Regions from separate parts of the Homo sapiens genome. Here region 2 is linked to region 1. A link is a loop called in an ENCODE intact Hi-C map of the cell type or tissue named here. Cell type or tissue: PC-3. All regions are shown on one strand. Each heading gives the region's core, and the rest is flanking DNA. Links, peaks and the distances in the headings are about the cores only.

Region 1 (4,405 bases), core at 68-4,067:
ATATACCTAATGTAAATGACGAGTTAATGGGTGCAGCACACCAACATGGCACACGTATACATATGTAACAGACCTGCACGTTGTGCACATGTACCCTAGAACTTAAAGTATAACAAAAAAATATATAAAAAAAAAAGAAAAGAAAGATATTGTCTACCATGGGGGTGTGGGAGGTCTGTGAGCTTGCCTTTCTCTGGGCAAGGGGGTTGCCCAGAAGGCTGGGGTTGGGCATTTATTCAACCTGTGCATGTAGATATGGTGTAAAAGAAGGCAGAAAAGGGCATCTTACAGATGAGAAGATTTGATTGGATACATCCTTTGATATGGCACTCAGTTACATGAAGAGGCTTAGGGCTGGGGTGCGATGGAGACACTACCTCTCCCCTGCTACATCCACAACTGTGAGAGCTGGAGCACTTTCAAGGGCCAGGAGATTCTGCCTTCTCTTTGCAGAGGTGGGGATTGGTGATGGTAGATGGTGTGCTGGCCAGGAGAGGAACTGAGGATCAGAGAGGTAAAGTGACTCACATCCCAGAGCTTCAAAGAAATCTGGCCAAACTGAAAGCGGAGGCTGTGCCCCTCTATTTAGAGAGGTGACAGCCTAGAACAGTGCTGTCCAGTAGAATTTTCTGCAGTGTTGGAAATATTCTATAATTTTGTCACAGGTGACTATTGAGCACTTGAAAAGTAGCTAGTGCAACTGAATTTGTCATTTTATTTAATTTTAATAATTTTAATTCAAATAGCCACAAGTGGCTAGTGTCTACCATATTAGGTCAATTCTAAAAGAAGTGGTACTTTAAAGAGATGAAGTGGGAAAGCAAGAGTGAATTCAGGGAAAAATACAGAGTTCAGGTTATGAAAGCCAGGATTCTGAAGGTACATATGAGAACTATCTGGAAAGCATCAGAAAAATAAAGCTTCCTAGACCCAGACCAGGACAGCCCAATCAGAGTCTTTTGGTACATAACCTTTAAATGAGATCTACCATATTCATTGGTAAGAAGAGGCAGATCTGGGAATGTGGGTTGCAAATGATAAAAGGTCTTGCCTGCCAAACTTAAGATTTTATACTCAATTTTATTGGCAGCGAGGGCCTCATTGAAAGGGGAGAGTCACATGGTGAGTGCATTAGGCAAGGCTTGCAGCAGCCTGTGTAAGACATGATGCCAATGGAAGATAGGAGATGATTGCAGAGCTGAGTGTTAAAAGATACCTGGAGTATTCATTTCTCCCTCAGAATATGAGTGTGTTTATTTCACTGGGGGCTGTCCATATTCTTCTCTGGCTTGAACATTGGTTCAAAACATTTCTGCAGCAGCCTGTGTAAGACATGATGCCAATGGAAGATAGGAGATGATTGCAGACCTGAGTGTTAAAAGATACCTGGACTGTTCATTTCTCCCTCAGAATATGAGTGTGTTTATTTCACTGGGGGCTGTCCATATTCTTCTCTGGCTTGAACATTGGTTTGAAACATTTCTTAGCAAATATGCTGCTGCATGCCTCCAGTCCCACTAAATGTTACGGTGATTGAAAATTACAGTTGCTTCCCTTGGGCGCAGAGGGGGCTCTTTGTAATGAAATAGAGATGCAGCAGCCATTTGGCATGTGGAGTAACAGCTTCTCTGGGACCTCCAGCAGGGGCCCATGGTATCATAAAAGGGGATGAGTCACCAGGGAAAGGAACAATTGTGGGTCTCAGAGTGTGCCCTTCCCTCTCTATGACTTCTGAGCTCCAATGAGCAATCTTAACTGCTGTCACCGGGAACTAGGACACCGTGAACACAGTGTTCGAGGCCCAGCCGATGACTCACTGCATAACTCTGATAAACTATTTCATGGTTCACAGTGGGGAGAGAGATTGCTTTTAAAAATTGAAAAGGAAAAAATAAAATACAATATATGTTGAATTGAAGTTTTGAGATGGATAAAATGCCTTTTCCCAAACAGCAAAGTATCAGAAGAGTCAGTTTTTTTTCTTTAATAGTGCCGGGGAAGGCATGGGGGAGGGAGAGACTGGGTATCCTTATAAGCTGCTGGGAGAATGGAAAGCTGGGGTTTTAGGAGTGGTTTTTATCTTGTTGGGAGAGTTCAGCTGTCATCCTGAAGGACAGGTGACCTCTGCCTGGGAAGTGTTTTCCTCTAGCTATGCTGTTGGCCCTTTATGTGTACAGTTACACATCACTTAAAAACGGGGATGCGTTCAAAGAAATGTGTCCTTAGGCAATTTTGTCATTGAGCAAACATCATAGAGTGTACTCCCACAAACCTAGATGGTACATTTATGCTAAGTTTCGGGTGAATTTGGCGTCTTACAGAGCACATGATCGGCCACCATCTCACTCTGGCCCCTCCCACTCTCTTTCCCTCCACCTTTCTGGAACAGGGCCAAAGCCCTCCTCTTGTTCCCTGGCAGAAGGGATCATATCATTTTCTTTCCCTGCACTTTTATTAGGTATTTTTCTAAATACAATTTCTTAAAAAAAATTCTCACAACAACAATTATAAAAGCGAATCTTTCTACCTACTAAATTAATAAGTGCCATTTTATGGAGCATCTACCATGTTCTGGACATTATGCAAGATGAAGCATTTTAAGAAGACTTTGAAGAGGGCCAGGAGACTAAACCTCCAGAGAGAAAAAAATTTAGTCATCTGAGATGTAATTGATATCTGACAAAGGACTCACTTTAGCAGTGCCACAGATGTGGGCTCTATTATTTTCTTGAAGGTCTGAGGATTAAAGTTATAATATTAAAGAATGTGACTTTGCTGGCACCTGACTATTTTTCTTTAAGAGATGTTTATCTCTTATCCTTTATATTTTGTTTTGTAACCATGAGTCAAGATATTTTTATTATAATGTCCAAGTCTTTAGATGGGTTCCTTAGAAGCACAGCCTGAGATGGGTATCTGGTGCATGTATCTTATTGTGGAGAGCTCTAAGGATGTGGGTGTGTGTATATAGAGTTTGGTGTGGGGTTGGGGGCTGTGTCCAGATAAAAGGAGCTGAGCAAGGATGTGGTCTCAGCTGGAGACTAGCCTCAGTCTGCTCACACAGGGAGCTCTGGGGCATGAGTAACACCACAAAGATGGTTTTACCTTAAGTCACTCAGTCATTGGCCAGGACTGCCCCTGGGGCAGAGATGTGGCATCATCTTTTCAGTAAGGAGGGCTTCTTTGATCCAAGAACAATTCTGTGGAGAATAGAGTATCTGTGTGCTGTCAGCAACTGTTATAGGCTTCACTGAGTCCCCGCTAAAAGCCATATGTTGGAGCCCTAACCCCCAGTACTTCAGAATGTGACTGTATTTGAAGACATGGCTTTTAGAGAGGTGGTTAAATTAAAATGAGGCTGATAGGGTGGGCTCTAAGCCAATCTGACTGTGTCCTCATAAGAAGAGGAGATTAGGCTTTTCAATGATCGCCATTCTAACTGGCATGAGACGGTATCTCATTGTGGTTTTGATTTGCGTTTCTCTAATGACCAGTGATGATGAGCTTTTTTTCATATGTTTGTTGGTCACATAAATGTCTTCTTTTGAGAAGAGTCTGTTCATATCCTTTGCCCACTTTTTGATAGGGTTGCTGGAGAGGATGTGGAGAAATAGGAATGCTTTTACACTGTTGGTGGGAGTGTAAATTAGTTCAACCATTGTGGAAGACAGTGTGGTGATTCCTCAAGGATCTAGAACCAGAAATACCATTTGACCCAGCAATCCCATTACTGGGTATATACCCAAAGGATTATAAATCATTCTACTGTAAAGACACATGCACATGTATGTTTATTGCAGCACTATTCACAATAGCAAAGACCTGGAAACAACCCAAATGCCCAAAAATGATAGACTGGATAAAGAAAATGTGGCACATATATAACATGGAATACTATGCAGCCATAAAAAAGGATGAGTTCACATCCTTTGCAGGGACATGGATGAAGCTAGAAACCATCATTCTCAGCAAACTAACACAAGAACAGAAAACCAAACACTGCATGTTCTCACTCATAAGTGGGAGTTGAACAATGAGAACACATGGACACAGGGAGGGGAACATCACACACTGGGGTCTGTCAGGGGGTGGGGGACTAGGGGAGGGACAGCATTAGGAGAAATACCTAATGTGGATGATGGGTTGATGGGTGCAGCAAACCTGGGTGTAGCAAACCATCAGGACGCGTGTGTATCCATGGAACAAACCTGCATGTTCTGCACATGTATCCCCAAACTTAAAGTATACAAAAAAAAAAAAGAGGAATAAGAGATTAGGACACAGGGACACCAGGGTATGCATGCACAGAGGATGACCTTGTGAAGAAGCAGCAAGAGGGAAGCCAAGGAGAAAGGCCTCAGAGGAATCCAACCCTGCTGGCCCCTTAATCTCCAACCTCCAGAAC
Region 2 (4,405 bases), core at 324-4,323, 110 kb before region 1:
TCTGTAGTAAGAAACTGTAGAGGAAACAAATTTTTATTTCTATCCTGTTAGGGCTTTTTTTTTTTTTTTCCCATCCTTCGTAAGAATGTTAAAAGTTTCTGGTATAGAAAGGACATTTTTCACATGGGAATTCTATCTTACCTCTATTTGACTCTTGCTTTTAACAATTATGCTTGAAATGCTCATAAAGATGAGACATTAAATAGCTAGCCATCACCTTAAGTTATTTTTCTTGCTGACAAGCTATGTCACATAGAGATAACATGAACTTATTTTACTAAATAAACCTAGGGGAGAAGAGTTGTGCATCTGTATTATACTAAATGCCGACAACTCTGAAGGTATGCCTGCATTAATCAAGCCAATATACTTTTATTAGCTACTATTTACCGAAGATTATCCAAGATTATGTCAACTTGAAAAATATTTTAGGTTTGTTTCTAAGGGTTTAAGGAATACCTATTTTATATAAGCACTTATTTTTCTTTAAACCAATTAAATAGTTCTCTTTTACAACTTAATTTTGGCAATACCATAAAGAAAAAGAAATATGTTACACATTCATAACATACATACTGACATATATAAATATAAACATAAAAACAGATCTTGTAGTATTCATTTAAAAATTTTAGCCAGGTGCCAAGTACAATAACACAAAGCTCACTAATCTGGAAGTGAATTTTTTTCTGGCCCATGGAACAAGATTACCCACCCAGATGGCTAAAGCTTTTGACTGATATTTGTAGAAAAGACTTAAGATTTTTTCCATTGGCCTTCTCTAAGGAATCTTTTAAAGAGGAAATCTTTGATTCATTTCATATCTTAGATATTTAATACTTCTGTGTATCCATTAAAGAGTGTGTCCCATTGCTTTTGTGGTATGTTGGATCCTTTCTTCTCTAATGTGCCTCACAAGTAACCAATTTTATCTGGGTTAAAACTTCACTGTGGCCACTGTAATTCTAGCTTGTCCTTAGTAAGGTTAACACATTTTAAAAAAATGCACAGGTTCTGGGACCATAATTTTTGTACATGGAGAAAATTGTGCTTATTTTTGGTGTTTTTAAAGCGATACATTGGGTTGACATACGTCGTGCACATGTACCCTAAAACTTAAAGTATAATAATAATAAAATAAAAAAAAAAGAAGCTAGCAGGTAGCTTCACTGATATTTCTTTAAGGCAAATTTTTCTTTTCCTTTTTCTTTATCATTGTCTTCATCCTCTTCTCTCTCCTTTCACTCCTCTTCTGAAGGTATTCAGGAAGAAGATGGCAACATGTAGGCAATAGTCTTTCTGCCACTGGAGATGTTTTATCGTGTTCAGAGAAACTAAATGAGATATACCAGAATCCTCGCATACTCAAGTCCTGCAGTTGGCCCTGCAGAACCTTCATATATACAAAAGCCCTTCATATATGCAGATTTCCATTCCTGCAAATATTGTATTTCCAATATGTGTTTGGTTGAAAAAATATCAGTTTAGAAGCTGATATTATAAGCTTGTAAACTGATATATTAAGCAGACCTACGCAGTTCAAACCCATGTTATTCAAGGGTCAACTGTATGTTTACAGGTCACCTTTCATCTGAAGGACTTTCATGTCTGCTACACAGGATGTTATAATGATCTATTGTCAGAAATGTTCTTTGCAACTTACAGAAACATGAGAGTACAGCTTGTATGGCTCAACAGAATTCTGATAAACTCAAGGAGTAAAAAGAGAGAAGAAATAAAGGCAGGTTTGAAGAATGAGAAAGAAATGATAGTCTTTTAGACAAGGAGTTAAGTATTCAATTCGCCATATTTTTGAATTCCACCAAGCTTTGGAACACTCTCCTTGGCCCAGAAAAACTATCAGGAAACCGTACTTGAGCTAGGCTGCTAGTGAATGTTTGCTATACTTTTGATTTGTTACGGCCCTGTGTAGGAGAGAAAATGCTAAGCAAATATTTGCACATTGCACTGTAAGGAAATAAAAAGTGCATTAGAAGTGAATCAGTTGACCTCATATTGTTTCATTAGAAGTAATTTCTTTTGGATTGTCTCATTGCCTATAAATGTTCTTCCTTTGCATCTTAACAACAACTCTGTCATGAGTAGTCTATGACTAGCTTATTTTTTCCACTTTTGCTCCCCATGAATATGATAAGGACCTCTCCCACTCTTTATGGGGCCTGTGTTTTGCATCCTGCAAAGACTAAACACAGTTAACATTGAATCCATCCTTTTCTTTAGAGGAACATTTCTCAAATTATCTCTAAGTTTTCGGTGTTTTACAGTAAAATGGATCAGGTCTAAGGGTTCTCTAAGAAAATTTAGCATTTGACATTTTTATTTTTATAGCAATTGAAATACATCAGTACAACCATATTCAGAAAGGGCATTATGTCAGACACTGCCAGGCTATTTTAGATGTTTGTCATTTTTGATCATAGTTAGTTTTTGGCCTTAATAATAAGTATTATTATTTTACTTATTGCCAGTGAATGATAGGATAGAGCTTAACTAAATGCTTAAACGATGTGCTTGGATCCCCACATAGATCCACAGTTATTATATTCCTTAGGGTTTTGCTATAGCTACGTAGAGGAAAGGAGAATTCAGTCATCCCAATGCGCATGGTACCCTGGGCATGCTGAACTCAAAAGAAGCTATACTACAGCAGCTATATGCACAATATAAGTGCCAATTTAGTTTCACCAAAAATCATCACTTTATATTAAATTCATATCACTGATTTGAATTTTATTGGCCGACCTTTTTAAGTTTTATATGTTAAGATTCTATAATTATATACAACTCTAAGTGTAAGAAAAGTTATTGCTAGTTTTATGTGGGTGCATATATAGGTAATATAATAAAAAATAATTTAGATTGAAGGTTTGTGTGATAACTTTTCTCCTTATAAGGGTTTTTTCCTGGAGTGATATCATTAAAGCATTTAAAACAGATTTTATGAAGTAACTACTGATACTAGAGGAAAGAGCTAAGCTCCATTCTAATTTGTGCAGAGTGACTGGGTATTCAGGGAGAATAAGGGAGTAGGGAAGAGGAACAGCAGGGGCCTGAGCAGAGTCAAGGAAGTGAAAAATTACAAAAATCAGGAAGTGGAGGTTGGTCCCTGTAAACTCATGTGGGTTTGTTATCTGGTGCTCATCAAAGTTAGACTCCTAACCTTCCTTAGAGATTGGGAGACAAGAGCCCTATCTTCAGGCATTGGCTGGAAGAAACTGTCAATTCTTCTGTCTACCTTGAGTTTTCTCAGGTAGGAACTTTAAGGGGTAGGAGGGTAGGACCATCCTAGGGTTGTGGCCTTGGGCTTTTAGAAACTATTAATAGATTCGTGTTTGTTAAAGTCTTTATAGGTTAATGTTGAGGCCGAGCTGAGAAGAGTGCTCAAAGGAACCTGGATAGACTTTGATTAAAGAGAGAATCTTTGTCAGTGATAATTACAGAATGGCACTTTCTTATAAACAGTGACTGCTATGTATTAACTGTTGTTAAGTGAACTTGATTTTAACATATTAGCTGAAAAAATATGAAAGATTATGCTCTTCATTTCAGGGCCGAGATCTGGACGATAAAATTCAGGAATATAAACAAGCTGGAAAAATCTTTCCAGAAAATCAAATAATAGAATGGTTTATCCAGCTGCTGCTGGGAGTTGACTACATGCATGAGAGGTATGTTCATTTGCTACTGGGGGAGCATGATATATTTTTAACAGTCATGTTTGAACTTGAAAAGTGAATTTTTTTTCTATAATTGAAAGAAAACAAGTTCAAAAGGTATATGGCTAAAATTAAACATCTATAATATGTTTTTCCTTGAGAAAACTGTTGAATGATTATATCTAGAGGATTTACTTGCATAGCTTTTTGTTGCTGTTCTGAAACTCAAGTTGGCCTTGAATATAAGACAGAAATTTGTATTAAACACATTTCATTATGTCTGATCATGTCCTGTGAATTACAGGAAGTTCTCAGAAACCTTTGGCATCCTATGAATTTATTGTATCTTACAGCAGGCTTGAGTTGTAAATACCTTAGTATGCCACAAATGAATTGTGTGGTCGCCTTGGAATGTGTCAGTGCACACTTAGCTAGGTTCACATCCCAAAAGAGCTCAGTAATTGAGACAGAATGTATTCTTTCACCTCAGAGGGATAAGTATTCAGATAGAAAGTCAGTTTTGATATGAAGTATCTCATAATGAAGGTCAATTATTTTGATTATCTGTGATTTACATTTACAATCTCTGCCTCAAAAATGTATTTTAAAACTTTTAATGAATTTTTATAGGTCAAAAGTAAGAAGTTTTAGAAGTTAAATATTTTAGAGACCCATAAAATGATATGAACACGTTTGAAAAGATGAACATACATAGACAAAAAAGAAGT

Evidence for each region. A loop is a pair of places that touch in the nucleus more often than their neighbours do. Peaks named below come from ENCODE experiments on the same cell type or tissue, not always from the same donor. Only the 100,000 strongest peaks of a DNase experiment are listed, where the experiment ranks them.
Region 2: a loop joins it to region 1, with 6 times the contacts of the local background. A loop is called at or near these places in 1 of 110 quality-filtered maps.

The regions. Positions count from the first base shown.
Region 1 is chr3:131,215,309-131,219,713 of GRCh38, forward strand. All of the region lies in intron 14 of NEK11 (NIMA related kinase 11), which reads left to right. Among named protein-coding and RNA genes, the nearest start is that of NUDT16-DT, 160 kb to the right of the region's middle. RefSeq lists an enhancer at 1,439-1,940. In PC-3, for the core only: no CTCF peak of the experiment used is centred there; DNase peaks (open chromatin) are centred at 1,733, 2,263 and 3,013; H3K4me3 peaks cover 990 bases; H3K27ac peaks cover 2,645 bases.
Region 2 is chr3:131,106,233-131,110,637 of GRCh38, forward strand. NEK11 (NIMA related kinase 11) reads left to right here. Exons shown (of 18, transcript NM_024800.5): 5 at 3,571-3,689. Among named protein-coding and RNA genes, the nearest start is that of NEK11, 82 kb to the left of the region's middle. In PC-3, for the core only: no CTCF peak of the experiment used is centred there; a DNase peak (open chromatin) is centred at 2,099; H3K4me3 peaks cover 587 bases; H3K27ac peaks cover 1,560 bases.